Linked DNA regions of Homo sapiens: region 2 is linked to region 1. Evidence: chromatin loops called from intact Hi-C (ENCODE). Cell type or tissue: HepG2. All regions are shown on one strand. Links, peaks and the distances in the headings refer to the core of each region. The heading gives the core; the rest is flanking DNA.

What was found. Hi-C counts contacts between places; a loop is a spot of excess contacts. Peaks named below come from ENCODE experiments on the same cell type or tissue, not always from the same donor. Only the 100,000 strongest peaks of a DNase experiment are listed, where the experiment ranks them.
Region 2: a loop joins it to region 1, with 6 times the contacts of the local background. A loop is called at or near these places in 1 of 110 quality-filtered maps.

Annotation. Positions count from the first base shown.
Region 1 is chr12:65,324,778-65,330,657 of GRCh38, forward strand. It overlaps MSRB3 (methionine sulfoxide reductase B3), which reads left to right. Exons shown (of 7, transcript NM_001031679.3): 3 at 2,049-2,157; 4 at 3,749-3,826. Among named protein-coding and RNA genes, the nearest start is that of MSRB3, 49 kb to the left of the region's middle. In HepG2, for the core only: no CTCF peak of the experiment used is centred there; a DNase peak (open chromatin) is centred at 3,024; H3K4me3 peaks cover 866 bases.
Region 2 is chr12:65,508,022-65,513,901 of GRCh38, forward strand. All of the region lies in intron 2 of MSRB3-AS1 (MSRB3 antisense RNA 1), which reads right to left. Among named protein-coding and RNA genes, the nearest start is that of LINC02454, 92 kb to the right of the region's middle. In HepG2, for the core only: no CTCF peak of the experiment used is centred there; a DNase peak (open chromatin) is centred at 2,780; H3K27me3 peaks cover 310 bases.

The sequences.
Region 1 (5,880 bases), core at 1,519-4,018:
AGGAAATTGCAATCCAATACCATGTAATTTAAACCTGCAGTTGCTTCTCTTGTACTAAATGACATACAGATGGGTAGCTTAGTTCTCTCAACTTTGGGAACACAATTGGTCTTTTTGTATGAATGAACGTATATTAACAAAAATATTTTGGATAGAATTGTTTGATTTTAATTGTACATATTTTAATTATGCCATTGAAAAGAATAATTTTAACCAAGTCATTTTGTCATGTTAAGTTTGCATTTAATGATTTTGTGACAGTATTAACTAAGATACAACCCTTCCAACAAACACATGAGAATAAAATAATTTTTAAGAAGTCTGTACTGAATTAAGCAGAAACTCACCTATCACTGTTGACTGATTATTTAAGAAAGAGCCACTTTGCATTCAAGCTATTGAGAGGCTTGTTCTGATAGGACAGACATTTCTCAGGGAAACATTTCTACCTAACCGTTGATAACAGCAAAAATACAAGTAGTAGGTATTTGGATAAAGCCTAGGATAAGACGGGGTCCAGTGAGATGAGAGATCAACATGCCATTAGTGACATGCCTGCTGTGCCTGTGGATCTTTGCAGGCCAGGGAAGGGCTGAAGTATTTGTGGAAGGTCAGCAGAGGTGCTGTCTGACAACCTGCAGGCCCACTCCAAGGTGTATCTTGCTCTTTGGGTCTGGCTTGCTCTTTTGCTGCCTCCATTTTCTCTTGTGGAGAATCAACCGCTCTATCTTGGTGGCCCGGATTCTGCAAGCTGATATCCTTCTTCAACACCACAGTCAGGGTAACCGGCTAGACAATATTTTCCTAGTTTAAGGTCAGCGATCTCATACTATGACATTAGGTACCTTGAACGTAAAAAAAACGGGAAGCATTTCCACTCCTAATCATATTTCTTTATATTTCAAAAGAAGTTGCGTTTAGTATTTGGGAAACTAAGCAAGCTTTCTTCTAGTAACTTCAAAACATGGCAAGAACTCTCTACATTTAGGACCATCTGCAGGCCTCTTTCCCACTGTGATGGATGGCAAAGAAAAGCAATTTTACTGCAGTGAGTAATGGCTACCCTGTCCTGGAGTTATATTTCTTTTCAGTCATTTGCTCATGTAAAATAAAATACTACATATAAACAGGTGTTGTCTGAACATTTTACTGCAGGCTGTATAGGTTGAAATAAAAGCTGCCATTGTTATTAGAATCACATTAGAATTATTTCACCATTCAAATACAGTTAATCAGTAAAGTCTTCCTAGATATACTTTGCAAAAAGAAAATGTAGGTTTCTAAAAATATTCACATTTCCTTTTTTCTTTGTCTTTCTCCCTTTCTGTTTTTCCCACTCTTTCTTTGGAACTTCTTGAATCTGCATTAGTGAAAATGCCTTCTCCTGTAGTTTATTGAAAGTTTCTTGCTGCCCATTTAACATGGTAAGATACAGTCTTTGAAGAGATATACAGAATCTTTATACTTTGAAGGAGTATACAGAATCTAGTGAAGTTTCTGATGGAATCATGGAGAACAGTAATTCCTGGTCATAGAAAAATATATTTTTAGGGCTCAAAAATAGGATGGTAGTTAAATCATCCACAATGGAAATGGAATTTTGATGGTTTCAGGCTATTCTACTAAGTTGCAAAATTATTGCAGACTTACGGTTTAACATAATATGCCCATCATTTTATATATACAGTATAAATGTTTGTAAATAGACTTATGCTTTTGAATTTATTTGAAAAAAAAAGGGTTTCAGGATACTGGGAGTTATAAAGCATGTACCTTGTGAATGATCAGTGAATTTTTAGTATCACATGCTAGAGACTGGCTGTAGCATATTGTCACTGCTCCAGTGGAATCATCTGAATCTTAAGAAACATTCATTTTAAACGTAGAGAAATAATCAGCTGCAGTTCAGGTAAGCATTTCCAGTGCATTAGAGACTGGTCTGGTCATTGACAAGTGACTGCAGAAGCTGTGCTGTGGCGGTCAGCCAAAGCAATTATTTAGGATTCAAGCTAAAAAGGCTTCTTCTCCCATATCCTCTCTCTTTTCAGGGTCGTGTAGGGATAAAAAGAACTGTAAGGTGGTCTTTTCCCAGCAGGAACTGAGGAAGCGGCTAACACCCCTGCAGTACCATGTCACTCAGGAGAAAGGGACCGAAAGGTAAGGTGAGCTTTAATAAAAAGTCATTAAGAGCTAGATTTCTTCTCCCCCTGCCCTCTGCAGTGCTTTTCCTTGCCAATTAATTTAAAGCATTCTATACTTACTTGCTAAAGTCTATGAATTAGTATCCTTGAAAAGGTTAAAATGGTGTTGTTTAGGTTAAGACTAAGTTTTATTTGTTCTTTTCTCCATTTAATGAATACTGCATATCTGATATAAAGTCACAAAGCTTTTGTTAAGGGCCTGTTTTTAGTTTACTACAAAATGTGTGGAAGTAACAGCGATTTAGGTACATTTTTTGGGAAGACATCACAGTAAGCAAAACCATGAGGGACTTGGCACTATGCCAGGATGCTGAAATTTTGAAGGTGGCCATTGTAAGTATAGACGTTTTGGCTGCAAAAAGAAGGTAGCATAATTTAGTTCTTTTCTACCCAACTCCAATTTCTTTTTGAAGCACATGTGGAGAAAGTATTTATTGGCTCATTTGTGGTTGGAATGTCAAAAATTTTCAATAACTGCCCTCACATGGCTTTGGTCCTTGGAAGTTCGCCCTAAGTCCTGAAAAAAGAGTTTGTTCACTTCCAAGACTGTTTTTAGTGAATAAAGCCTCTCTCAGCTGATTCCAGCTCAAAGGTAACTTGCCAAGGTCCGACGACTTTGTTGTCTAATTTATACCATGGAGCTTGGCGTAAGACCGTAGCTTACCTCTGATCCAAATTTATTAATGATGTAACTTCTTGTTTTCATTCATGAACTGAAAGAGCTCTCTACTACACATGGGATCCCTGTTAACAGGCAACACTCTCTTCCTGTCACAGTATCTACTGTTTACTGAATTTACCAAATGTTGAATCTCTGACGAAGTCCAACCTTAGCATACAATGAGCTAGCAGTGGACTTCAGTCTCAGCTTGCGAGGATTTCTATCCGTTCTGTTGTGTACATGACTAGCAAAATGATTTAATGCACACAAACAACCAGAGATTAGGTCATTCTTAAAAATTCTGTTTATAAAAAATTTGGACCTCATAAAGAGGGTGAAAGGATAATAAAAACAAGCTGCAGAGCACATAGACTTTTTGTTGGGCTAGCACAGCTGATTTGTATTAGCTGAATGACCTCCTAGCCTTTAAGATTGTTAACTTAGAAAAATATTCCCTTAAAGCTGCAATATTCCTTTTCAAACCAAAAAATAAGACTCCTTCCACTTGAAGTCTTGGACCCTTCTGCATTTTCTGGTATATACTCTTGCACACTGTAAAGTAGCAAAATCTTATGTAATGTTCTTTCTGTGAATCTAAACTACAGGCTTTTTTTTTTAATAGAAAAAAATCTTTTTCTAAGCATTACATAACTAGATGGCTTGATTTTTTTATGTAACTTGCACTAGTTTGGAGTAGTTATATGCACATTTTATTATATAGATTTGAAATATATTAGTAAAGTTCAGATTTCCATATGTTTGGTTTGTTTTCATTCTAGTACAAAAAGCCCTTGAAAGATTTATTAGAGAAATATATTTTAAGCAAATACATTCTGTAAGAAATAATGCTAACTTTAATTTTTTAAATGATCTGTTTATTTATCAGTGCCTTTGAAGGAGAATACACACATCACAAAGATCCTGGAATATATAAATGTGTTGTTTGTGGAACTCCATTGTTTAAGTAAGTATGTTGAAAACCTATAGGTATGGCTGTATCATAGATGGCAGCAAACTAGTTATTGCTTTTTCATCTTAGAATCTTTCCATTGCTGAATTTTCTTCTGTTTGTTTTTCTATTTCCATTTACCCCCAACAAAACAAAAGTAATTATTGATTTCATGGTAAATTACCAGTGTGACAGACTGGCTGATTTTGCACTACTTGGATCTTTAAAATACCCAACATTAACTTGTTCATGTCAGTAACCATGGTGCTTAGCAGAGCTGTGAAAGAGATTTTGGCAAGCATAGAAATGTTTATGCATTTACTGATTTTTTAAATCTTCAAATGACAGCCTTAAATATTTATTGGAACATAATGAAAAGTTCTTCATGTATATACTTCACATTGAATAAAATCCACCAAGTAGATTATACTTTTGCAATGAAGGGAAATACCTGTATTGAATGTAACATGGGAACATACCTTTACATAGGTAAGCAAATTATGTAATATGAGGTTAACAGTTTTTGCATAGATTCAAAATCTTTATTTTAAAGATCCCAACAGTTTACCATAAAACAGGCAGCACACTGGACTTTCTGACTAAAATAGTTCATTCAGATAGTGTATTCTGGAGATTATGGATGTTATTCAAGAAAGGGAAATCTTTACCAAAAACTTATTTATCTAGGTGGAGAAAATTCTAGAAGCCCTATGCTTCCCATGGGTTGCTGACTTGGGGGAATAAAAAGGCAGAAACCTTAATTGGGAGTAAATGTCATTGGCTGGGTGTGGTGGCCCAGGCCTGCAATCACAGCACTTTGGGAGGCCAAGACGGGTGCATCACTTGAGGTCAGGAGTTCGAGATTAGCCTGGCCAACATGGTGAAACCCCATCTCTACTAAAAATACAAAAATTAGATAGGCATGGTGGTGTGCGCCTGTAGTCCCAGCTACTCGGGAGGCTGAGGCAGGAGAATCACTTGAACCCAGGAGGCGGAGGTTGCAGTCAGCCAAGTGTGCCACTGCACTCAAGCCTGGGCGACAGAGTAAGATTCCGTCTCAAAAAAAAAAAAAAAGTAAATGTCATTTATTTAAAATGGAATTACAGAGTTTCTTAGGGGAAATAAATAAACAAGGATCTGATACTTGTAGCTAAAACACACTTAATATCTCTCCATAAATGTTTCTCTTTTAAAAAACCAGCATTTACTGATTTTCCAGAAATAACAGGAAACAGTGGTTTCCTTGAAATTAAAAAAATGTTTCTTACATTGCACAAACCTTATTGAACATTACCATTGGTTGAGAATCTGTTCTGAATTCTTACGTATTCCTTCTGTTAAAAAACCGACCCTTCAAATTGTCACCCATTTCCTCTCAGAAAACACACTCCGTATATAATGTTTCAACACCTTTAGCTTATGTCATAATAGTTGATATAACACTTAAGATAGTTGCTGAGCCATGTTAAACTTGTTAATATCCCAAATGGTAAAAATTGGCCACATCCCCTTTACTTTTTGATTCAGATTCTCCATCCCCTTCCCTACCATGTGATTCACTAAAGTATGGGATCTAAAGAAAACTTACTGTTTTAAATAAGAAACAGAACCACTGTAAATGAAGGGTTTAACCCTTGTGAGATTTTTGAGTCACAAATCCTAAAAGCAAGACCCTTATCCAAACATAGATGCTAGTGGGAGTCAGGTTTCACATTTGATGTGATATTGCCTCTATTTCATCTACTTCTGTGCTTACAAGGAGAGCTTTTATTTTCCACATTTATAAGGAATGTGATTTAATACTTTCATTCTACTTTTTTCTTCTTTTAATTGTTTGCTTCTTTTTTACTTGCTTTCTTGTCTATTTTGGGAAAAATTCCTTGCTGTATCCTTCACTGGAGAATGTAGTCGAGTAGCTCATTGGTCTAGTGCCAACTTCTGTATGTGTACTTTCCTGAAACTGATATGTCTGAGAGTCTGTGGTTGGCTGCGTCTTCCTCCCATCTCCTCTATCATGACCACCCTTCTCCCACCTCACAAAAGATGACATACCTTTCACCCAGCCCAAA
Region 2 (5,880 bases), core at 1,804-4,303, 180 kb after region 1:
ATCCTCCAGTATACGTTAAATCATCTCGTGAATGCTATGTAAAGTAATTGTTGTGTTATATTGTTTTTATTTGTATTTTTTATTGTTTTGCTTTTTTTGTTTATGAATATTTTCCATCTGCAATTGGTTGAATCTGCAGATAGGGAACACGTGAATGTGGTGGGCTGACTGTACCTTGAATGCTGTGACTTTAACTTTCAAGCACAGTTAAATGTAGCTGGGACACTTTTCCAATGGAGCTCATGGGGCGTTGGATGAGAAAGACTTTCAGATGGAGGCATGCTCTGGAAGAAAATGCGGGTGGGAGCCCCAGCCCAGAGATGACCTTGTCATTGGTTATAAATGAGCTCAAGTCTCTGCTTCAGTGCTGGGGATGACATGTTTTAGAAGACCTGGAGAGGAAGGGAGATTCCTCAAGGCATCGTGGATTCAATCCAGATGCAAGGGAAGGTCTCTGGGAATTCCCTGCGATCTGTGCTTTGCCTGAGAGGTTTCCAAGAGACATTATCTCAGTACATTCTGTTTTAATAAAGAACATTTAAGAAGACGGCATCTGGGGAGCATGTGCAGCCTACAGAGTTGCTATAGGTAAAAAAAAAAAAAAAAAAAATTCTTTCTGTTCATGATAAATCCACAATTGCTTGGCCAATGTGGATTTATTGCCACTAAATCTTCTCTGCTCATGGTAAGAGGTTCAGGTTGAGTAGTAACAATCCCCCCTCTGTAATGGTCCATGTGAGTAGAACTGGTGTGCTGTTGCCGGTTGTCCTGCTCTGATTCCTGGCTGGGTGGGGTGGTGCCTTGAATGTTATCTACGTTTGTCCAGCGACAAGTTTCCTCCATGTGTGGGAAACACCAACACTGTGTCAGCGGAACACCAACATCTCATTGTATTCTTTACCGATTTTGTCAGATGAGGACTGTTAACATCAAAGTTCTCCTTAGAACTTTGAAACAAACTTTCACCCCTAAAAACAAGAACCCTATCACGAAACCTGTTACCTATCTATTTTCTCTCTCTTCCTGGAGACAGTATATTATTTCCTGCCCTGCCCACCGATTGTATCTAGAGGGATTGTTGACAGTTTCTACTCATAACCTAGATACTTACCAAAGGAAAGAAAGGTGATCTGATGAAGCACATTGCATCTTATTCTAGCTTTGGAGAAAACCCTTTTTAAAACCAGGAAGCATCCTGGATTGGAAGGTCATAGACATTATTATTATTATTATTTTAGCCAAGATGTATACCCTGGCTAAATCTCTTACTTCTGGTTTTTTTGTTTTGTTTTGTTTTTCCTCATTATGAAGTTAAGAGTTTAGACCAGGTGATCTTTTTAAAAGATCCCTTTTCCATTCTAAATGCCAAAGATGCTTCTCTAAATAGTGTCTGCAAAAACACTGCTTGGATTGCACAGAGTTCATTTTCCTTTGGAGACATATAAAGTCAAACAATGGCAACATTTTAGTGCACGTATTGTCCCTCCTTTATGATGCTTCATCCAATTGACAACCAGCTCCTACCAAACAGTCAGACTTCTAAAACTATGCAGCGTATGCCTAGGGTTTTACTTTTTAAATGAACTACAAAGTCATGATAATGAACATTTATTGAGCATGTACTAAGCCTTTAGACGTAAAATCACTTTTGATTTAATCCTTACAAATATTTTCTGAGGTAGGTTCTATTATTTATCCCCATCTTACAGGTAAGCAAACTAAAATATGAAGCTGATAAATAACTTACTTGAGGTCATATAATAACATGATAGATCTGGGATTCCAATGCTGGCAGTCTCATACCTGAGTCTGCCCAGGTTCATTCCAGGAAAATGCTTTTGTTTGGTTTTGTTTTTCCACAGCCTCAATTATCTTAGGGTCTCTTTTGAAGGTGTTTTCAAGCACGATGCATTTCCCAAATGTTAGAGGCTACAACTTATATATGTCTTGCAGATATGATTAACTCAAGTTATATGCAAATCTCTTTCTATGTATACCAAACAATATATAGGAGCCCAGAAAGAATAAGCTTGGCAGTGAGTTTCCTAGAAAGAACCACAGAAAGAGTTGATTGCCAGTACTGGTGGATATTGATTCAGACACTGACTCAGGTTGTATGCCCTGGTAGGAGGGCCTGGCCTTTTCCCTGGGCCTCTGGCCATAACCTCCTTCGGATCTTAAAAAGACACTAAGCATTGCTTGTCATCATGAATGAGAAATATCGCCTGGTTATCCAGAGGGAGACCAACTGGTGGATCCTTTAGCCGTGACATGAGGATATGGCTCCAGCTGGAGTCTCTCCTCCTGCTTCTGTACTTAGCTCATCCTGGTTTAACCAAAACCCAAAACAACCCTCTCCAAGGGCTCTTCCCTGGCTCAGGGACACTCCATTTTAAGAAACGCTCACCGCGCCTAGTACTTTGCATGGTACATTATAAGCACTCAGTAAATATTTGTTACTTCGTGGCAAAATAGATCAATTCAGCAGTGATTTTTCACTTTTCAAAAGGATTCACTGCAGGGTTCCTTTAAATGGCCGGCTCCCCTGGTGCATTTAAAATGCGATTTGATTTATAGGAATTCGATGTACATGGTTCTGCAGGGCCACATCAATCGTGTAAAGTGAGCCGCATGTGCTCCCACTGACGAGCGCGTTGGCAGCTCTCCTCCATCGGCTTGGAATGCACACAAGCCTCGGGTCTGCTCTCCCCGCTTTTATCACAAAGGGGCTCATTTTGTGAATGAACAGCCACTGCCAACAGCGTGATGGTATTTTCAGTGACCTTTGCCCGGGGATTGGATTCCCGCCCAGCAGGGAGACAAGGCCTTAGGAAAAGGTTAGTTCATTGACGGCCAGGGCCTGCTGGGCTGAGGTCTGGGGAGGGAAAGGCTCAGAGAACTTTCCCTTTTTTGTGAATCACCTAAAGAACCCACCCTTCCCGCCTGGCCTGTGCCGCTTTCTCTCTTTGTCTCGGCATATTGGATTCTGTTCAGCAGGGTGGTTTTATAGCTCCTGCTGCTCCTGCTCCTGATTTTTTTTTTTTTTTGTAACTGTGAATAATAGTCCTAGTTTTGCCTTGCTGTTTCCCAATAGCAATTCTGGGGTCCTCGTGAGCTTCCGCCCCCTCTTCTCCACCCCCTTTCCTCCTCCTCCTCCTCCTCCTCCTCCTCCTCATAACCACGGCCTTTTCAGTTTGATGTTTTTAGATATCAAAGGAAGTTCTCCAGGAACCCTGCAACTAAAGACTTTAATGAGGACCATGCCCAAGAAATCCTGGCTGCCAAATACATGATGATGATTTATGTCGCTCACTCACTCCCTAACAGCAAGAGGACTATTTGTAAAAATAAAAAAGCTGCTCATATGGAATTAAACAAGAGCATAGCTGCTTCCTTCCAGACCCCAGGAGCTTAACAAAGAGCATCCACACTCCTCTCCAGCAGCACATGGCTCAGGGCCCATATTAGTCTTCCTGTCATATAAAGCTCAATCCTGTTAGCGCAGGCAGCAGCGCACACTCTCCCTATCGGCGGACCTCAGAAGGCACATTTCTGAGGACCGCACAAAATGTGCGCAAGGATGTAGGCACAGGCTCAGGCCTACGCTGAGCCATGGAAGGGTGGTGTGAGTCCAGAGGCTAGCAGAGCCACTGAGTTGCTGCTGGCGGCAGGCTGAGGCTGACAGTAGGCATTTGCCATCCCCTGTTTATTCCTGGCATCAGATAGCTGAGTGACATGGATGCCAACTGGGTTCTGGCCAGCTCAGTGGAGAGAGCTCTGGAGGGAGAAACCCTTATGCTTGCATTTCCTTATTTGTCAAATGGGTTACCTCTTAGTGTTGTTGTGAGCGGTGATGAGATCATACATAGAAAACACGTAGCATCATATTGGTAAGTGCTAATTATTATTATTAATTATTGCTATTATTAGTATTCTGTACTGTGGCTGCCATGAATTGGTAACACTCAGACCCCTTGCTTCAGGGAGAGTGATGGAGAGTAGCTGGCTGATTACCCCAGATGCCAAACTCTAAGTTCACATCCACATTCTCACCATGTTACTCTGCTTGACCCAAGGCCATGCTTCCTGTGGGCTGCTCCAGGCCATTGATGGAGCGTGGTATGGATGCCAACACAAGCTCATTCATTGAGAGCTAGGACTCCTCCAGCAACGACTTTAGCTCAAAGACTTCCCATCAGCCTGGCAGCAGCTCCTGGGAATTGTGCTACAGCCTGCGACTTTCTCCTACCTTGTTCCCCTTCTGTCCTCCCCTCCCTCTCCCTGTGTATTCTGCTCATCTTCCTTTCAACCTTTTCTCTCCCACATACACTTCCCTCAGTAAACCTCTTATGTGTCTAAATCCCTGTCTTGGTGTCTGCTTCTTGGAGGACCCGAAGTTACACACATAGTGACTGGGCTTTCTACCACGGCTGTACTGTATTAGTACTAACACCTTCTTAGATACACGGACCATTGTTCACTCTTAGTCATTCAACATTGGATAAATGTGTCATGGGTGCTTGATGCCAGGGACACAGAGATTGTTCTTCTCACGGACAAGGTGTACACTGATAGACAGATACATAAATCATCATAGTGATATGGTCAGTGTTCAAGTAAATGCATGTATAAGGAATGCAAGAATCCAGAGGAGAAAGTGGATTTTTCTGCCAGGGTGGGAGTGTGGGTGGGAGATAGACAGGGACGGCTTCATTAAGAAGGGGATTTGAACTCAGGCAAAAGGCACAAGCCACATGCTGTCACCCCCTGTCTTCAGTGTAGTCCAATGAGTAAGTAAAAAAGAAAGAACAGCCCAGAAGAGATGTGACATCATGCCCTTTCATGGGCTTTTTCTCACCTTTTTTACTTCTTCCTCCAATGACTGTAAAGGAGCGGTAATTATCCCAGGGATTTGAGACATAATCCACCTTTCAGAGTTGAAAGAGGCACAAGCGTCATGAGCTTTTCCCCAGTGGGAAGGCAACTCCTGGACAGGCAAGTGGGTGCAAGAAGTTGCTGTGGCAGCAGGAGAGCAGTAGGGGCATGAACTGTAGGCTTCGGAGATGGGGTCATTGCTAAAGCAGGGCTCACTCAGCCTGGCCCCAGATCCAGCCTCAAGAGTCTAGTGTGGATCTGTTATGCATGGATTGTACCCCTTCCCATCCCCTTACAAAAAATTCATCTGCTGAGATCTTAACCCCTAGTATCTCACATTGTGGCTGTATTTGTAATTGCCTTTAAAAAGGTAATTAAGTTAAAGTAAGGGCTTAGGGCTCATTAGGGTGGGTTCTAATCCAGTGTGACTAGTGTCCTTATGAGGAGTAGGAATTTGGACACAGAGGCATAGACAGAGGGAAGAGAGTGTGAAGAGAGAAGATGTCCATCCATAAGCCAAAAACAGTCCTGGAACAGATCCTTCCCTTCGGAAGGAACCAACCTTGCCAACATCTTGAACTCAGATTTCCAGCTTCCAGAACTGTGTGAAATAAATTTCGGTTGTTTGGGTCACTTGGTTGGTTGTACTTTGTTATGGCAATTCCAGCAAACTATTACAGGGTTCCTCCATCTCCCCTTATTGTGGATGGGATCTGGCCCAACTCTGCTCAGAAACTTAACACAGAGTGGTGAGCAGGGAAAGATGGCATTTTTCTTTCCCAGAGAACTGGATATTAACCTTTGACTACAGGAGAGGGAGCAGGAGTTGTGAGGCCTGAGGAAAAACAGAAAGTGGAGCTTACCAGTGAGGACTTGGTCATGCAAGATGCAGGAGAATTCACTAAAGAACGCAAGTCCCTGATGTCTCAAAACAAAAATGGGAAAGATACGTTTTTGCCCCCCTGATTTGAATGCTCAGATGCTGTTGGAGAGGAGGACAAGTTG